2 separate regions of the Mus musculus genome follow, and region 1 is linked to region 2. Evidence: chromatin contacts called from ENCODE Hi-C or POLR2A ChIA-PET data. All regions are on one chromosome and are shown on one strand. Each heading gives the region's core, a stretch centred on a gene start or an enhancer-like site at or near the end of the contact. The rest is flanking DNA. Distances are from core to core; before and after follow the strand shown. Region 1 holds the start of Cap1 (CAP, adenylate cyclase-associated protein 1 (yeast)). Region 2 holds the start of Ppt1 (palmitoyl-protein thioesterase 1).

Evidence for each region. A loop is a pair of places that touch in the nucleus more often than their neighbours do. ChIA-PET counts read pairs that join two places held with the same protein, here RNA polymerase II (POLR2A).
Region 1: a map of left cerebral cortex shows a loop between it and region 2 (7-fold over the local background). The contact joins the promoter of Cap1 here to the promoter of Ppt1 in region 2. A Hi-C loop is called at or near these places in 4 of 37 maps with a recorded cell type or tissue (heart, left cerebral cortex and regulatory T cell). POLR2A ChIA-PET finds 5 or more read pairs at or near these places in 5 of 5 experiments (Patski and embryonic stem cell).

The regions. Positions count from the first base shown.
Region 1 is chr4:122,883,329-122,887,543 of GRCm38, reverse strand. It overlaps Cap1 (CAP, adenylate cyclase-associated protein 1 (yeast)), which reads left to right and starts at 1,468. Exons shown (of 13, transcript NM_001358035.1): 1 at 1,468-1,730.
Region 2 is chr4:122,833,543-122,838,342 of GRCm38, reverse strand. Ppt1 (palmitoyl-protein thioesterase 1) reads right to left here and starts at 2,116. Exons shown (of 9, transcript NM_008917.3): 1 at 1,964-2,116. The coding sequence starts at 2,087.

The sequences.
Region 1 (4,215 bases), core at 219-2,718, 50 kb before region 2:
CCAGGCTGGCCTTGAACTCACAAAATCAACCTGCCTCTGCTTCCCGGGTGCTGGAACTAAAGGTGAGCATTACCACACCTGCCCCTGAAATGAACATATTATAAACGGATGATTTTTGTGCCATAATTTGGTATGTTGTCATTTCTGTTTTAAACAAACTGGGAGTCATAAACTGGGGGAGGCCAGTAAATTGTCCAAAGCACCTTGATCAAAGTCGGGACGCTAGTAAAGGGCTCGGAGTCAGGAATGGAACAACTTACGTCTACAACCAGAGGCACCCAATGCCTCAAATGTTCCCAGATCTATCTATCACTGGGGATGATTAAATTCATTGGTTCTAAGACAGTCAAATGCGTGCTCTGTTTAAAGTTTCAACATCTACTTTGTGACCTTGGCAAGTTATTCAGCTTCCTCATTTGAAGCTCCGAGGATGTAATGGTACCTACCGCAGAGAGTTGCTATTAGGATTAAATGAAAATGGTTTGAGCGCTCAGCACAAGCCTGGCATGTAGTCAGCGCACAGTAAATGGTAGCTATTATTACATGAACTGTATTTGTTGAATGATTGACTCTGGCATATAACACCTGCATTCAACTTGAACGCGGAGTTGTCAGTCATCCAGTCGAAGGGGTAGGAACCATAGCACAGCACTCGCCAATTTTTTTTCTAGAAATAAATCTTTGTGGGAGGATAATGACCGGTTGGAAAGTGTTAAGTCCGGAGGAAACAAAGACGCGATCCCCCGTCTAAGAAGCAGGGAGGCGAAGACTGCCCTGCAGGCTGCAGTTACAGCTCTGAATCGCACACGGGCTCATTAGCAGCCAGCTGGGCATACATAGCTTGGGGCGATGAAGCCTCAAAAGCAAGATTTTTAAGGAATGGGACAAGATCTCCTTTAATTTTGCTCATTTCATTTCAGGGACCACACCCTACAGGGTGGGAGGAAGAACTCCGAAGCCTGAGGCGGAAGCTTAAGCACAGCCACGGACCTGACCATCTATGGTCACAAAACGCACAGAGCAAACAGGAAGTGGGGCGCGAGTGGAAGATTTTCTCCACCTTCCCAGCCCTAGCCTCGGAATCGAGCGAGGGCGAGCATGCCCAGACGCTCAAAGCCTACTCTATTAGCCTCCGCGACCGAGTCCATTGCTTTTCTGTACTACAGACAGGGAAACCAAGGCTTGCACGCCCAGCCAGGGGCGAAATTTGGTCCCGGTCCCCCCAACCACCAGACACTGGGTCTCAGAGCCTTCTAGCCCCACTGTTGTTCCCTGAACCTCTTCCGGACTGAGGCTAAAAACGTAACGACCTCAGTCTCCGAGCACAAATTGACAAAACAAGCAGCCACTCAGCTGTCTTCCTTTGAGGAGGTGGGGCTTGGTTAGGAACTCCAGCTCCTTATTGGTCTGGGCCTCGGGGCGTGACCAACCGTGGACACGCCCCTTCCCCGAGTTTTCCTCCCCCACCTCCCTTGGAGGCGGAGCCCTTTTCCAAACGCTCCTAAGCCAGATTCTCTCTCCGGTGGCGGGGAATGAGGGCGGAGTCACGAGCGGAGCGGCCAAACTTCTTCCTCTCCCCCGGGCTAGCGTTACAGCCAGTGGTTCATTTCCGGTGGGGGTGCCGCGCCCAGTGAGGGCCCGGAAGTGGGTCGCGCGAAGACCGCTGGGCGGTTCTTGCCGGAAGTGGAGAGCGGCTGATCGCAGTCCGGAGGTGAGGCGGAACTCTTAAGGTGAGGGTTGGTGGTTGGATAAGGATTGGGATGGTCTTTGGGGCCCACCGGGTCCTGGCCGTTAGTAAAGGCTGTGCTAGCCTACGCGCGTTTGAGGAGTCTTGCTGAAAGGCCGGGGTTTGGGCCCTTCGGCCATCCCGGGCTCCTGGGTGCGGTCTCTTGAGGTGGGGCTGGGGTACCAGATTGAACCAGGAGGTCTTGGGGAAGCCACTTTCTCCTTGATTTCGCAGCTCTGCCTATCAGCCTCCGCGGAGGCCTGATTCCTAAAGGCATCCTAACCAACTGAATGGACCCTGGGAGACCTTAGAATTTCCTCCTGACCGGGTCTTGTTCCCATTACTCGGATGGGTAACTTGATCTCGGAGAAGAAAAGAATCTGGTTTTAGAGAGAGGTTTCCAGTCCTAGATCCTTCCTTTCCTTGGAACCTCTCTAACTTTCGATCTGGGCAGCTGCAGGTTAAAGGCTATCTGGTAGTAGAACTAAAAAAAAAAAAAAAGTTAAAAATTTGGAATGCCTGTTAAATTTAAGGTAGGCTAGTAAGCCCTGCGTTTACGTTCAGTGAGCTCCCCTTACTCTTAGACTGCCACTGTTCACTCGCAATCCAAGCTAACTTTATGGGAGGTGCTGTCCACTTCTGGATCTGAAGTCAGATGATTCAGGTTGGGTCTGGCACAGTTGCCAAGTGCCTGTGGTCGTAGGATCGCTGTGTTTATTCTGTGTTGGCAACATGGAAAATGTCATCGAATACAGCTTTGAAAAGTCTAGTCATTGCCCCCATCGAGTTAGCAGTGAAAGACAGTTAAGAAATAGTTACAAATGTGGTGAGGGTGCTGTGGAAGGACGCAGCAAGGGAGTCAGAAGCGTTTTGAAAGATCAAGAGGGTGTGTGTGTGTGTGTGTGTGTGTGTGTGTGTGAGAGAGAGAGAGAGAGAGAGAGAGAGAGAGAGAGAGAATATATTAGATAGAGGTTAGTTAGTATCAGAACTGTCAGCTGTAGCTCTTTGTACTGCTTTCCCTTGAAGTGAAAATCCAGGGTTAGAACAGCACGTTCATCATCTGCCAAGCATTTATTGGACCTCAGTATGTGTGAAAACATTTTAGCTTAGGCACTTAGCCCTTCTGGCTAGGAATACACTTGTTCTCTGGTGATATGTACAGTATGGGAGGAACCGGCAAATCAAGGGTGGTTGAGTGTGTGCACTGTGTGAACACAGAGCTACTGAGAACAGGAGAAATATCTGAACCACAGTTCTAGGCAACAATGAGGGACTTAGTGTTTCAAGATTTCCTTAGGCATATAATGAGCCTAGGAAACGGATTTCTAGGCAGAACTAGATGGAAAGGCGCAGAGACCTAGGCATGAGAAAGACCCAAGTGACTAGTCAGCCGTGTTGTGGTTCCAGTATTACTTGGAGAAGTGGAGAAAATGAGAGGTTGTGGAGTCAAATAGGGAGGCCCTTGGAAGCATGCTAAAGAATTTGGATTTTAGCCTGGAAGCTATGGGGATACTTTGAAGGGTTTTCCCACTTGGCAGAGTGGGAAGGGACCAGACACTGGAGTAGACCAGTACTTAAAAAGCTGTTGCTGTGTCATGGCTTGAGCTGGAGAGGGGAAGTGGAAATGACCAAGAGGGGTTGCATTTGAGCAGTCTTGGCCATATGTGATAGTGTGTGTCTGCCATGTCAGCACCTGGAGTTTGAGGCAGGAGAATCACGAGCTGAAGCCTAGGGCAGATATCAAGGCTGGAATCCAAGGAACTGGAGGCTTGTTATTTATGGGAGTGAAGAAGTAGTTGTAGTCTGGAAATTGCTGCTGTTCTGGTCTAAGATACTGTCAGTACCATTCAGATAAGGAATATAAAAGGTTCATTGGAAAGAGATATAAAATTGTGAAGTGACAAAGAAAAAAATCTGTAGCCTTCTGGGCATTAGTGCCCCCAGGTCTAGCCAGGGCAAATTGCAAAGGTGTGGCAGAAGAGGGTTTGGTCTGTACTGCTATGAGAAATACTCAGGCCTGGAGTTCGGTAGGAGCTGGGAGCGGGGTGGGGTGTCTGGCTGGTTGTTTGGGGCTTTGAATGTCTTAGTCTGAATGTGTTTGGATTTTATTTTGTAACTGTCTGTTGTTGCTGTAGTGCTCAGCACGCATAACTTTCTGGACACTTCCTACTTTGCAGAAATATTCTGTAGGTCAGCGGAGCATAATTAATGATGCAGAGAAGGTTAATAAAATTGGTAGCAATGAAAGTACTTTAAAGTCTAACTTAACTCTGCAGACCAAGTGGTAGGTACTGGTGACTTTTCTGAGTGCAGCAGGCCTTGAGGAGGCAGTGTTTCCCTTCTGAGGAGAACTTTTTTCAACCATGTTCATGGTAGCGCATGAATTTTTGTTGTTGTTGTTGTTTTTAATCATAGGCTGACTGGTTTAAAAGAATGACTTCTTCATTTTGGTTTTCTGAGAAACTATAAGTACAAGGTTCATTTTGCTT
Region 2 (4,800 bases), core at 867-3,366:
CAGGACAAAGCCAGGGACTCTTGAGGACAAACAGGCCATTGAGCTGAATCTTATACAGGGAATCTCCCTAAGACTCTTCAAGAAAACCAATCTTCACAGCTAATAAATCAGAGCTCCCTGGGGGCTGGTGCGATGGCTCAGTGGTTAAGAGCACTGACAGCTCTTCCAGAGTTCCTGAGTAAACCACATGGTGGCTCACAAACCATCTGTAATGGAATCTGATTCCCTATTCTGGTGTGTTTGAAGACAACTACAGTGTGTGTGTATATATACATATATATACACACACACAATACACACACACACACTTGATTTTTTAAAATATATGTGTATATATATGTATATGTATGTATGTATGTGTATGTATGTGTATGTATGTGTATGTATGTATGTATGTGTATATATATATATATAGTTTTAAATCTGAGCTCCCAAAGAAAATGCCTGTTGTTGGTTCTGTTGACAAGCACCTGAATTCCCTGTGATCTCAGCTGACTGTTCTCAATCCCTTTTCTTCTAATGACAACTTCTCCCCAGAGCTCATAGCCACAGCTTTTGTTCAGTGATCACTTAGGGTATGCATAGACATCTAGTGTCAGAAATAGATCCTTTCAACGTCATTTTTAATTTTAATTATATGGGTCTTCCCATGTAGCTCTGGCTGATGTGGAACTTGCCATGTAGATCATGCAGGCCTCAAACTCGGGGTGTTCCTCCTGCTTCTGCCTCCGGAGTGCTGGGGAGTTACATTCCTAAACTAGCTCTTTACAGTTGCTAGCTAGCACAAAGGGCTTAGAACAGTTCTTTACAAATGTAAATTCTACCACCTCACAAGTTCCTAGTGAAATTCCAAGTCCTTACACTAATCTTAAAAGCCCCAGCATACTTGTCCACCCTCTTATTCCCTTGCTCCCGCTGCTCCTGCTACACTGCTCTGCATGCTAGTCTGCCAAGCTCAGGGCCTTTGCACCTGCTGCTCCTGTGACCACATGTCCCTATGGCATCTTCCCTCGTCCTCCTTTTTTTCTTCTCTTTTTTCCTTCTTTTATTTTTTTTATTGGATATTTTCTTTATTTACATTTAAATGTTTTCCCCTTTCCAGGTCTCCCCATCGGAACCCCCCTATCCAATCCCCCCTCCCCCTGACTCTATGAGGGTGTTCCCCACCCACCCACTCCTGTCTTCCCTCCCTGGCATTCCCCTACACTGGGGCATCGAACATTCTCAGGTTCAAGGGCCTCTCCTCCTACTGATGTCCAAGTCCATCCTCTGCCACATAGGCAGCTGGAGCCATGGGTCCCTCCATGTGTACTCTTTAGTTGGTGGTCCAATCCCTGGGAGCTCCGGGGGGGTGGGGCGGGAGGGAGGATCTGGCCAGTTGCTCCCTCCATGGTGCTGCATCCTCTTAAGCTCTACTCAGTTGTCACTCTTGGGTGAATCCCGTTTCCTGTTCTAACTTGCTCCGTAGAAGCACAAGCTCACACCTGAGGCTCTATCTTCTGTTTTCACTGCACTCCTGGCCATTTGACAAGTTTCCCGTATTTCCTTATAATACGTTTCCCCCACTGGACAGCAAGTTCCAGAAAGATGAGAATGCTTCATGCTCAGGTATAGCAGGTGCTCTGAGGTAACTGTATAAAGGACATGAAGGCCCCTGGTAGATCTCTATTCAGATGTGAAGGAATGAAAGCCTGAGTGTGCAGTCCAGCTCTGCAGGGGCAGGCTGGACTGACTGTGAGATACTGCAGGCTGATGCTACTGCTGCCAGGATTTTAACAAAGCATAAACCAAGCCGTGCACAATACTCACTGAGCACTCACTAAAGACACCTGGTTGTCGTCCCTTCCGTGCAGAGCAACAAATCCGAAAACCTTGGACTAGGCGGGTGCTGTGGAATCCCTATCGTCTTTCCAGATTTAAGAACCGAGGGGGGAAAAGGATGCCCCCGTCCACGCCCACTCACCCATCCCATGCCAGATCACCAGCGGTGGTGGTGAAGGTGGGTCCAGATGCCCCAGGGCCCAGGCGGCGCAGCACCAAGGCAGCAGAGCGGCAGCTAGCAGCCTCCGCGAACAGGACGACGCCATCTTAGCAATCACATGACCGCGGGGACTGTGGACCAAAGTAATTCCGGTGGCCACGCCCCCTGCCGGGCTCTGCATCCTGACAGAGACGTTTATTCATTGCTTAACACCCACCAGACTCTACTATATAAGGGCTTTCCATCTTTTAATTGATCTTATGCACTGCTCTCATTTTACACCCAAGGACGCCTAGGTGACAATTCCCCCTTCCCCCTACGGAACTTTGCCTTCTCTTTCAGCTGTGTATTAGCAGAAAAGAGCTGTTTATTCGCTAACAATTATGTCATTTGCACGTAATTTTAATTCTATGTGTGGGCGTTTCATATGTGTACGGCTCGCGTTCTACAGCGCATGTGTGGAGGCCAGAGAACCGCTTGCAGGAGCGGTCAGAGGGATTGAACTGAGGTCATCCATCAGGCTTGGCTGCAGGTGCTTTCCCCCTAGGAGACTGTTTTTATTTTAGCACATGTGTGAGAAATTAGGTAAGGTCCTCGGAGGCGGAGGCAGAAAACTCTTCAGCACAGTGCCATAGTACTTATAGCCCTTGGAAGAAAAGGCTCAGTGTCGGGACTGGGGAAGGGAGACTTGATTTTCATCCAGGGCAAGTTATATCATGGTGAGGTTTGGTTTGGATCGTAAAGCTAAGATGGGGTTTCAAAAGCTAAAGATGTAATTAGGGAGGAGGAAGTTTGGACTCCTGAAGAGGGAAAAAAGTATCTTATTAAAGATGTAATAAGACTTCCAGGCTGTCATGGACTCTCAGGTATTTCATGTACTAGGAAGATGGGAAACATAGCTACGTCCTATCCAAGCTCCACTCTGGTTTATTATAGCCCAGAGGCTCCTGTCTATGCTCCCACATCTTTTCTAGATTCCCTCAGTGCAGCCTCGGCACCTCAATGACAGTGTCAAACATTTTTTCCCCTAAAAAAGCATTAAAAATGTTTAAAGGAATCTGTTAAATAGGGTGTATTCACGGTACAGTGGGACTCTCTGACACCGGCTTTATAAAGGATGAAGTAGTCTTGTAGAGAGCGACATATGAAAAATCTAGAAGAATAACCGGTTGTGCACCCACATGAAACCCTTCTGTACCACCCCACTGAAACCAGCAGTTACTTAGTAATTGGAAAGCCAATTAAAATACAGGATTAGGATGCATTATACAGTGCACAGTCTGATAAGCGTTGGGCCAGCTAGATTGTTCAGCTGGATAAAACAATGGCCACTAAGCCATTCCTGATCCTTTCCTCTTGAGAACTATGATAGCTTGAGGTTAAAAAAAACAAGTTGTGCAAGCTGTCTTCTGAGCTCTATACACCGACAGTCACATGTCCCCATAGAGACTCATAAACACACAATGTAAACAAATAAATCAGAGTAAAAACAAAGGAAAGCAAAAATAGGCCCGGGGCCAGGAAGACAGCTCTGTCTTTAAAGTGCTTGCTGCTTCAGCGTAGAATCTGAGTTGGATGGCCACACCCGCAGGTGTAGGGAAGTGCAATCCCAGTGTGGAGGAGGCAAAGACAAGGGGATCCCTGGGTTTTGCTGGCTGCCGGGCCACAGTCTAATCAGATCGCCAGGTTCCAGGTTCAGTGGGAGCCTTTGTCTCAGATATGAGGTGAGAGGGATGGAGAAAGAAACCAGATAGGTCTCAGTAGCCCAAGTTGGCCTGGAATTTTCTATGTAGCTTCGAATGACTGAACTCTTGCTTTTCCTGTCCCTGCCTCGAAAGTGCTGGGATTATAGGCTTTGGCCACCATACTCAGCTCATTCTTTACTTTATACATTGCTGTATGATTTGTGTTTTTATAGCAAGGATTCAAGGATACATAGCAAGGCTGGCTTGCTGGCTCTCTCTCTCTCTCTCTCTCTCTCTCTCTCTCTCTCTCTCTCTGTATGTCTCTGTCTCTCTCTTTCCAACTTGGGGCAGCTGTCCTGCCTCTGCCTCCTTGCTAGAATTACAGTTATTTTTCACCATACAGTCTATGGAAATAACTTCTAAAATCAGAATATAGTGATATATGTACACATTGAAAATTGCACATAAACTGCTTCAGCAGCAAGAAGTTGCAGTGGCAAACATGGGGAAAGCAACCTTTTTCTCCTTACTATTTGCAACCACACCATACTCCAAAGACCTATGGAATAGAAGGAAAAACAATTATTAGTTTAGAAAATGGATTGAGAAGCATATTAAATCAGGGATAGTTTTTTTTTTTAAATAAAATTTTGGTTTATTTGTGTGTGTGTGTGTGTGTGTGTGTGTGTGTGTGTGTGTGTAGCTATGTGTATAAATGCACAAATCCCATGTCGCACATATGGAGATTAGAGGACTACTTCCAGGAGTCAGTTTTCTCCTTCTACTTCTACCACTTTGGGTCCCAGAGATGGTTGCCCACTGGTGGCAGGTGCCTTTTCCCTTCTGAGCCATCTTGCTGGCCCAAGTATTTTGTTTGTATTCTGTATATGAGAAGTATGTTCTTGGGTTGGTGGTGTGGCTCAAAGGCAGAGCAATTGGATCCAAGGCATGGGTTGAAGAGAGGGATGGAGAAAGGGGAAGAAGGCAGTGTGTGTGTGTGTGTGTGTGTGTGTGTTGGATTGAAGTTTCCACACATGCCCATGAGGTAGGTTGTTTCTATTTCTCTGATTTCCCACGTAACATTAGTGTTCTTCATTTTTGAGTTTGGGGGAGATATGCTAAAATCTCCTCTTG